2 separate regions of the Homo sapiens genome follow, and region 1 is linked to region 2. Evidence: chromatin contacts called from ENCODE Hi-C or POLR2A ChIA-PET data. All regions are on one chromosome and are shown on one strand. Each heading gives the region's core, a stretch centred on a gene start or an enhancer-like site at or near the end of the contact. The rest is flanking DNA. Distances are from core to core; before and after follow the strand shown. Region 1 overlaps PRKCA (protein kinase C alpha). Region 2 overlaps PRKCA (protein kinase C alpha).

Region 1 (4,468 bases), core at 1,128-3,627, 110 kb before region 2:
TCAAGCTTCCTTGGTCTTTTGTGATTAATTTTAGTAACTGGAGAACAACCTGTTTAAGAACAAATGAGTCATAATACAAGCTTAATATCTAGAAACCTAAAATCACCCACCTCCACAGAGAAGATCATTTTCGAGTATGAAATTCTTATGTTTTAAACACTGATATCCCATGCTCATTCTACAAAGCTTCCTGCCTTGAAAAAGGGATGAGGAGGAATAGGCTTGGGACTTGGAAGTGCAGAAAGCTAGCAATAGGCGTACTGCTTTCCTAAAGGCATTCATCACAGGCATGTTTTATGACACGAAAAAAAATGCCTCACCTATTGTAAAGCAGTTATAATCTGTATGTTTTAAAATACGTTATTTGGGGAGCAGGGGTGGGCAGATCACCGGAGTACCGGAGTTCGAGACCAGCCTGGGCAACAAGGCAAAATCCCGTCTCTACAAAAAACACGAAAATTAGCCGGGCATGGTGGTGCACGCCTGTAGTCCCAGCTACTAGGGAAGCTGAGGTAGGAGAATTACCTGAGCCCAGGGAGGTTGATGTTGCAGTGAGCCATGATTGGGCCACTGCACTCCAGCTTGGGCGACAGAGTGAGACCCCATCTCAAAAAAAAATAATAAAATTAGTAAAATACATACTTTCCTACAGCAATCTCATAACAATTTCTCATGAACAAGAATAGTAAACTCTAAGATTTCTGAAGACAGTCTCTGTCCTGGCAAAGGCAGGCTATGTAAAGTCAGGAATATACCCAGAAAGGCAGTGATCAAATGGGAAAGAAATCAAAGGCTATTGATTCCTTAAGCTGTTAGCTCTCTCCATTTCTCCCTTTTGAATTGCAATTGGTTACAAACCTCTCTACATGATAAGCCATCACTTCAAGGATGATCACCCTAAAATACGCAGGTGACAAAACAAGTTTTGCCTTTCAATAAGCAGTTTTTCCTACCAACATTTAACCAAAAAATGCTCATGAGGTTAAGAGATTCTGGTCACACAGCAGGCACAGTTCAGTGGGCATCTTGCATAATTTCGTTAGGCTTAAACTTCAAGCACTGAAGAGTCCCTCAACACAAAAAACCTTTTCCCCCCGAAAACAAAATTCTCTTTCTAAAGATGGTAACTTGTAATCAGGAAGTGGCTGGTATTGATTCTGAGAGAATCGCAGGAAACATTTCACAGATATTCCACTCCTAGGAGTGTCCAAGGGAGAGAATACAGTCATGGGTTCTTAGTTTCTGTTTCTTGTTGGGCCAGTAAAGCCCCTTCCTCATCCCTCTTTTCTGCTTATCACTAGAGATAGAAACTAAAAAACATGGCTTCAGGTTGCCAAAAGTCTCAAACAAAACAAAACAGAACCACCACGACAACAAAATAAGGTGGGTTGGACAAGCTTGACTCAAGTCTATGAAATTATTTTCATTTTCTTTAGGGAATCAAAGACTTCATTTTTTTTTTCCATTCATTCGCTCTTTCAACAAACATTAATGATCACCTACTATAAGTCAGAGATCATACTAGGCATTGGGGATACAGAGATGAATAAGATTTACAGGAAAGAATTATAACCCAAACAAGTCTGCCTGTGGCAAATGGTTACACTAACGGCCCCAGTGACTCATACCCCCAGGTTCCACACCCTTCTGTGATAGTTAATTTTATGTGCCGACTTGACTGGGCCCCAGGTGCCCAGACATTTGGTCATACGTTATTCTGGGTGTTTACACAATGGTGTTTTTGTATGATACTAACATTTAGATCGGGAGGTTGAGCAAAGCAGACTGTCCTTCCTAGTGCAGGTGGATCTCATCCAATCTGTTGAAGGCCTGAATGGAACAAAAAGACTGCCTCTCCCTCCAAGTAAGAGAGGATTCTTCTTGCCTGAAGGCCTTGAGATTTGGTCACCAGCTTTTTCTTGCTCTTGGACTCAATCTAAAACATCAGCTCTTACTTCAGAGCTGATGTCTTAAGCTTGCCTGCCTTTGAGCTTGGACTGGAACTTACATCATCAGCTCTCCTGGCTCCCAGACCTTCAGAATCAGACTGGTGCTATCCCATTGGCTCTCCTGGGTCTCCAACTTGCCAGCTCACCCTGCAAATCTTGGGACTTGCCGGCCTCCATAATTGCATTGAGTCAACATCTTATATTAAATCTCTTTACACACACACACACACACACACACACACACATACACACACACACACGTTCCTTTTCTCTGGAGAACCCTGATTCATAAACCTTCACAGTGACTCTGGGCTTTGGCCAATGAAACACTGGGAAACACAGCGCCAGGGGAAGCCTATTAAGTGTGTGTACACTGAGGTGTTCCTTCTTGGAAAACTGCCACTCCCTTGTAAAAAACCTGCACTACCCTCCCAAGCTAATGTGGGGCAGACCTTAGGACTCCCTGGCCAGCAGCCACAGCTAACAGCCAGTGAGGCCGCTGTGAGTGACTCTGTACCAACCTTGGAAGATGATAAGCAAGAGAGTGCATAATCACATTAAAAAACAAAAACAACAACAACTGGAGTACCACGGGGTGGCAATATGAAAGACAGTTCATAGAGGAGAAACAGTCCAGAGTCAGTAAGACCAACTCACAGCACACAACAAGGCCTTCACAAAGACAGTGGCTATGGAGATGGAGAGGAAAGAGAGTTGAAAGCAGAACTCGTAGCACTTGGAAACCTATTAGGTGCGTGAAACAAAAAAAAGATGGAGACAACCAAGAAAATCCTGAGACTTCTGGCTTGGGATCCTGTGTGCAGAGGACAGCTGGGTGTTACACCATGATCAATCAGGGTGACATAAGCAATGGCTTGCAGGGTGGAAGAGATGCACGGAGAATAGGCAAGAGTGCTGGAATGCTGAGGACAGTGATGTACGTGGGTGGCATGACATCCCCAACATCAGGAGCAGAGTGCTCTTTCCACACAAAGATGGTCACTGGGAAACCTTCACCCAGTCAGAACCACGGCAACGCCCAACGGCAGTGTTATCTTCGTGGCCATGACATTCTTCTTAAAACCTGACTTTTCCCCTTGGTTTATCATTCTCAAAACAAATATGTTTTGGAATGTGCTAGATTATAAGAATAAATAGAACAGACTGAATTACTAACAAAATAATTAGAATGGACCTTCCCACTGTCCATGTGACTCTTGCTAGTACAAGCCTCTACGTTTGAGGGTGCTGGATCCCAGCTTCTGGTACAACATAATAGAGGCGACTGTGAGGGGGGGTGCTCCCCACTTGCTGTTTTCTCTTAGCCACCATCAGAGGCTGAAACAGTGAGTGGGTTCATTTGATTGTTATGATTGGTTCTGGCTCATGATCCCTTTGTAAATAAATAAAATAACACAGTTATAATGACAGCTAGAATACCCACAGTAAACCAACCTTCTTTTCTTAGATCCTGGGAAATCTACTTCTCTGTCCACAGACCCTTCCTAAATCTCCTGCTGGAAATGTATTAAGCAGCAAAAACAGAAAACAAAGCCAAGGTGAGGAAGGTACCAGCTAACTGAATGGGACTCGGCTTAGAAGTTTAGAAGTTCAGCTTCTAAAAAACATGACTCATCAGAATCCAGGAATAAGCCCCAGCATGAGCCAAAAAGCTCTCTGGGCTGGCTTTCAGCTTAGGGTGTAGACACTTGAAACGGATCTTTCCAGAAACCCAATGTCCTGAAAAGTCCCACTCTGTACCCTCTTCAGAAGGACCTAAACCAAGTCTCCAAACTGCTGCCAGCTCCCACCCGGTCCCATCAGCCCTACATGCTCCTGTCTTTACTAGTTCACGTTGCTAATCTGCCTTGTGAAGGTTTTTACTGTTAATGTCTCAGGATTGTATGATTCCAAATTTCTTTTACCATTTTAAGATTTCTCATAGTCACAATGACCCCAGACTCCACCCACAAAAATGGAACCTTCACTGACAGAAAACTGCCCCTAAGTTAGCTTTGCTGTTCAGTCACGTGGTACTGTGGAAAAAGAACAGGTTTGGAAGTTGAGAGGTCCAGTTCAAAGCTTAGTGCTCCACTTACTACTGCACTCGGGAGAATCACTTAACTACCTCAAGCCTCAATTTGCACATCTGTACAATGGGAACAATAATGCATACCTAGTGCATTTATGTATGTTATCCGCTGAAGTGACTATTTGAATAGTAATATTTATTCATATACATGACTTCCCACTAAGGATAAGTTGTTTGAAGACAAGAACTGTGTTTTTTAACCTTTGCCTCCCATAATACCTCACACACAATAAATGCTCAAGAAACATTTAATGTTTACATACAATGAATAAATGCAAGAAAAACACCAGACACATAAGAGACGCTAAATACATGGTATCACAAAGATGTCACATCCTGTGCCGTGGATCTTCCAACTCTGGGCTTCCGAGAATTTGCACTCCTACAGCAGGCTCTCCAGACACCATTTCCAACAACAGTTCTCAGG
Region 2 (4,566 bases), core at 238-2,737:
CATTTGTACTAAATTATAAGCAAAAAGAAACACCCCAAATACTTAAAGAAGAACAATGCCTGGAATAGTTTTGTACAACCAGTATTCTGAGATAGGTATCAATATGGACATATATGGTATACTCATCCTCCCCTGGGGAGTAAAGCAGCAAACATAGATAAATCACTCATCACAATATTCGTTTATAACCATGAAGAAAAGCTTGACATAATAAACTATAGATAGTCTTCATGCCCATTAGGATGGCTACTGTTTCTAAAAGGTGTTGGCAATGATGCAGAGAAATTGGAACCTTTGTGCACTGTTGCTTAGACTGTAAAATGGTTGTAACCACAATGGAAAATTGTACAGAAGCCCCTCAAAAAATTAAATAGAACCATCATGTAATCCAGCAATCTCAATTCTGGCTATCTATCCTAAAGAATTGAAAGCAGGGTCTCAGAAATATTTGTACACCCGTGTTCATAGCCACACTACTCAAGAGTAGCCAAGAGGTGGAAGCAACGAAGAGTTGTTGTTTGATAGGCAGACAGTTTCAGTTTTGCAAGACGAAAAGTTCTGGAGGTCTGTTTCAAAAGGTGACTATAGTTAACCCAGGCATGGTTGCTCATACCTGTAATCCCAGCACTTGGGGAGGCCAAGGCGGGGGGATCACTTGAGGTCAGGAGTTTGAGACCAGCCTGGCCAACATGGCAAAACCGCATCTCTACTAAAAATGCAAAAATTAGCTGAGCGTGGTGGCACGCACCTGTAGTCCCAGCTACTCAGGTGGCTAAGGCACGAGAATTGCCTGAACCCATGAGGTGGAGGTTGCAGTGAGCCGAGACTGTGCCACTGCACTCCAGCCTGGGCGACAGAGCTAGACTCCATCTCAAACAACAACAAAAAAAGGTGAATATACTTAACACTACTACCAAACCGTATGTGTACAAGTGGTTAAAACTGTAATTTTATTCATTGACAGATTAAAAAAATAGAATGATGTTGAAGATCCCTAACACAAAAATCTGAAATCTGAAATGCTCCAAAATTCGAAACTTTTTAAGTACCAACATGATGCTCAAGGAAATGCTCATTAGAGCATTTCAGATTTCTGGATTAGGGATGCTCAACCTGGAAGAATTATGCAAATATTCCAAAATCTAAAAAAATCCCCAATCTGAACCATTTCTGATCCCAAGCATTTCAGATAAGGGATATTCAATGTACATATCCATATATATAATGTTATATTATTCAGCCCTGAAAAGGAAAGGAAGCCTGTCACATGCTACAATGTGGGTGAGCCTGGAGGATAGTACGCTAAGTGAAACAAGCGAATCACAAAAAGACAAATACTGTATGAGTCCATTTATGAGTTAGTTAAAGCAGTCAAATTCATAGAAACAAAGTAGAATAGTAACTGCCAAAGCCTAGGAGGAAGAGGAAACCAAGAGCTGTTGTTTGATAGGCAAACAGTTTCAGTTTTGCAAGATGAAAAAGTTCTGGAGGTCTGTTTCAAAAGGTGAATCTACTTAACACTACCAAACTGTAGGCTTGCAAGTGGTTAAGATTGTAATTTTTATGTTAGGCGTCTTTTACCACAGTTTTTTGTATAGATTAAAAACTGCAGATTGAAATTTTGAAAAACTTAAAAGGAATACCCAAATTTTCATTTACTGCTTTAAAACAAATGCTGTCAGCCAGGTAATCCCAGCACTCTGAGAAGCCAATGTGGGCGGATCACTTGAGCTCAGGAGTTCAAGACCAGACAATGGGGCGAAATCCCATCTTCTACAAAAAAATACAAAAATTAGCCGGGCATGGTGTCCCACTACTTGGAAGGCTGAGATGGGAGGATCAACTGAGCCCAGGAGGTTGAGGGTACAGCGAGCCGCGATCGCACCACTGTACTCCAGCCCGGAAGACAGAGCAAGGCCCTGTCTCAAAAAAAAAAAAAAAAGAAAAGAAAAGAAAAGAAAATGCTGTCTACCACATGGTGCATCAATATCCACAGCATCATTCCTCTGTGCTTTCTACAGCCAAACTGCCCATATATTTCTTCTCTAAATTGGATCTTAATCTACATGAGAAAATGCAGAACCAGTAAATACAAAAATCGAGCATTAAATAAAATTAAGTATCTCAAACGAGAAGTTCGATTTTTAAAGTAAACATCATCACTCTGTCTGCCCAGTGCACTAAAATCTCTGGAAGCTTTTAGCAGCAGCAGGATCCTAATTGCATAACCTTGTTTCCAATGAGTGAGAAATTATGCTATAATTTTACTTATCAAAAGAACATATGAGTAGCGCGACGCCACCCACCTCCCCATCATCCATCTGCCTTTCTCGTTCATTAATTACATATGCTTCCGACTCTTCCTTTCTGATTACCCTGAACACTAACACTCTCCAAATGGGGACTGTTCCCTCTCTGTCTTGCTTCCAAATTGTCTGATTAAACCACACTCCTCACAGCTTCTAATCCTACAGTTACCCAGGGAGCTTTCCTTCCCCAATCTTACTCTCTCCACACCAAAATGCCTTCCTCACTCCAACTATCACTTAGTTCTTTGCCACTTAACTTTTTCAGCTAATCTTCCAAATTAGCCCATCACCAACTTTGATTTTTCTCCTAAGATGTTTAAAGCCATCATGAGCCACTATTCACTTCAAAAGTGTGGTTGGGTTTTGAGTCTATTATTGTATGACCACCACCTTGTTTCTTCAGTTTCCCTCTAGGGGTATAAATCGTGTCTGCATGTGGCAGATAGAATCTGTGGGCTGGAATCTTCATGGTTTTAAGCGTTACTCTGATTTTAGTCTGTTTCATTTCCTTCCAGGTCTCAGAGATATTGAGCTTGGACTTCGACCATGGGTTCTGGAGTCCATTCAATTCCCAGCCTTGGCCATTCCTGGCTGTGTAATTTCAAGGAAATTACCTAAACACTCTGAGTTTTGATTCTATCGTCAATAAAATGAAGGAAATGCTAGCATTTGCCATGTACATTGACATAGGGATTAATCATGGAAATAAAGAGTTGAGGTCCATGTCCTGGTACAGAGACTCAAAAAATCCTCAGTGATGGTAGATGCCAGCTCCCTTGGGGAAGGAAATATGATGGCTCTACTTCTTTGGAGTTTAGACGATGTCACAGAGCCTTATCCTGAGGAGCTCCCTGACTCTGCAGAGGCCATGAACAATGTCACAAACAGAGTTGGACGACAGTGGTGCCATCAGGATGCAGGCATCAGCACTGTATCCTGAATAATGGTACCATTAAGAGTAACTCCCCTTGAATGGCTCACACCCCCCATGACACATTACAGACTACACATCTTGATGTTACCACAAATCTCTAGAGGCCCTTGATGTATTCAAGTCTTCTGTGTAATAAGTCACAAAACTAGTGCTGAACTTAGCTGAGTTGGAAAAAAAAAGAAAAAGGGCAACGACAAACCACCTGTGACCCAGGCACCCAGCATCTCTCAGTAAGACATTTGCCCTTAAGTCAAAGGCAAGAACTCCAAAAGACAAGCTAAAAAAGAAAAACAGAAAACGTTTTTAAAGATATATCTTTTCTTCCTTAAAGTCCTGCATCAAAATGACACATCCACCATCTAACAAATTAATAAATTCCCTTAAAATTATAAATCCAGCATGGTCTAGACTGTGGGGCAAAAGGCACTCACACCCCAGGGGTGAAAATGTAATCTTGCACTAGGTTTTTAGAGGGTAACTTGGCAACAAATATCAAAAGCCCTAAAAAAAAAAAAAAAAAAAAAGTCTACACTGGGGCCGGGCATGCTGGCTCATGCCTGTAATCCCAGCACTTTGGGAGGCTGAGGGAGGTGGATCACCTGAGGTCAGGAGTTCGAGACCAGCCTGGCAACATGGAGAAACCCTGTCTCTACCAAAAATACAAAAATTAGCTGGGCATGGTGGCAGGCACCTGTAGCCCCAGCTACTCGGGAGGCTGAGGCAGGAGAATCGCTTGAACCTGGGAGGCAGAGGTTACAGTGAGCCAAGATTGTGCCACCACACTCCAGCCCGGGTGACAGAGACAGACTCTGTCTCAAAAAAAAAAAAAAAAAAAAAAAAAAGTCTTGATTGTTTGACTGAATGATTGCTTCTACTAGTTTTTACTGCAATAATTAGATATTCATATAAATATGTATGTAGAAAGGTATTCATGGCAGCATTACTTATAATAATGAAAAATAAAAAACAACAATAGAGGGTGAATTAAAGATTAAATTAATGACAGGGCGAGGCATGGTGGCGGGTGCCTGTAATCTCAGCTACTTTGGAGGCTGAGGCAGGAGAATCACTTGAACCCAGAAGGCAGAGGTTGCAGTGAGCGGAGATCGCGCCACTGTACTCCAGTCTGGGCAACAGAGCGAGACTCTGTCACGAAAAAAAAAAAAAAGAGAGAGAATGAATGACAGAACATTCACAAGGAAAAATATTACACAGCCATTTAAAAGCTAAATTCTTGAAAAAATAAGAAAATGTGAAAATACACATGACAAGTGTAAAAAGCAGCATAAAACTATGTAAAAACTACATTACCAAATACACATC

What was found. Hi-C counts contacts between places; a loop is a spot of excess contacts on that map. ChIA-PET counts read pairs that join two places held with the same protein, here RNA polymerase II (POLR2A). Pooled maps may share reads with other maps.
Region 1: a pooled map shows a loop between it and region 2 (3-fold over the local background). The contact joins two enhancer-like sites. A Hi-C loop is called at or near these places in 4 of 50 pooled maps. POLR2A ChIA-PET finds 5 or more read pairs at or near these places in 5 of 52 experiments (Panc1, activated CD4-positive, alpha-beta T cell, activated T-cell and 2 more).

Annotation. Positions count from the first base shown.
Region 1 is chr17:66,506,905-66,511,372 of GRCh38, reverse strand. The region is part of intron 3 of PRKCA (protein kinase C alpha); the gene reads right to left. Among named protein-coding and RNA genes, the nearest start is that of PRKCA-AS1, 92 kb to the right of the region's middle. RefSeq lists an enhancer at 3,828-4,122. Within about 2 kb of position 2,377, at least 18 of the 41 ENCODE cell types and tissues checked have a DNase peak (open chromatin) inside an H3K27ac peak, as active enhancers do.
Region 2 is chr17:66,396,477-66,401,042 of GRCh38, reverse strand. All of the region lies in intron 2 of PRKCA (protein kinase C alpha), which reads right to left. PRKCA-AS1 (PRKCA antisense RNA 1) reads left to right here. Exons shown (of 4, transcript NR_110822.1): 4 at 2,825-2,974. Among named protein-coding and RNA genes, the nearest start is that of PRKCA-AS1, 18 kb to the left of the region's middle. Within about 2 kb of position 1,487, at least 2 of the 41 ENCODE cell types and tissues checked have a DNase peak (open chromatin) inside an H3K27ac peak, as active enhancers do.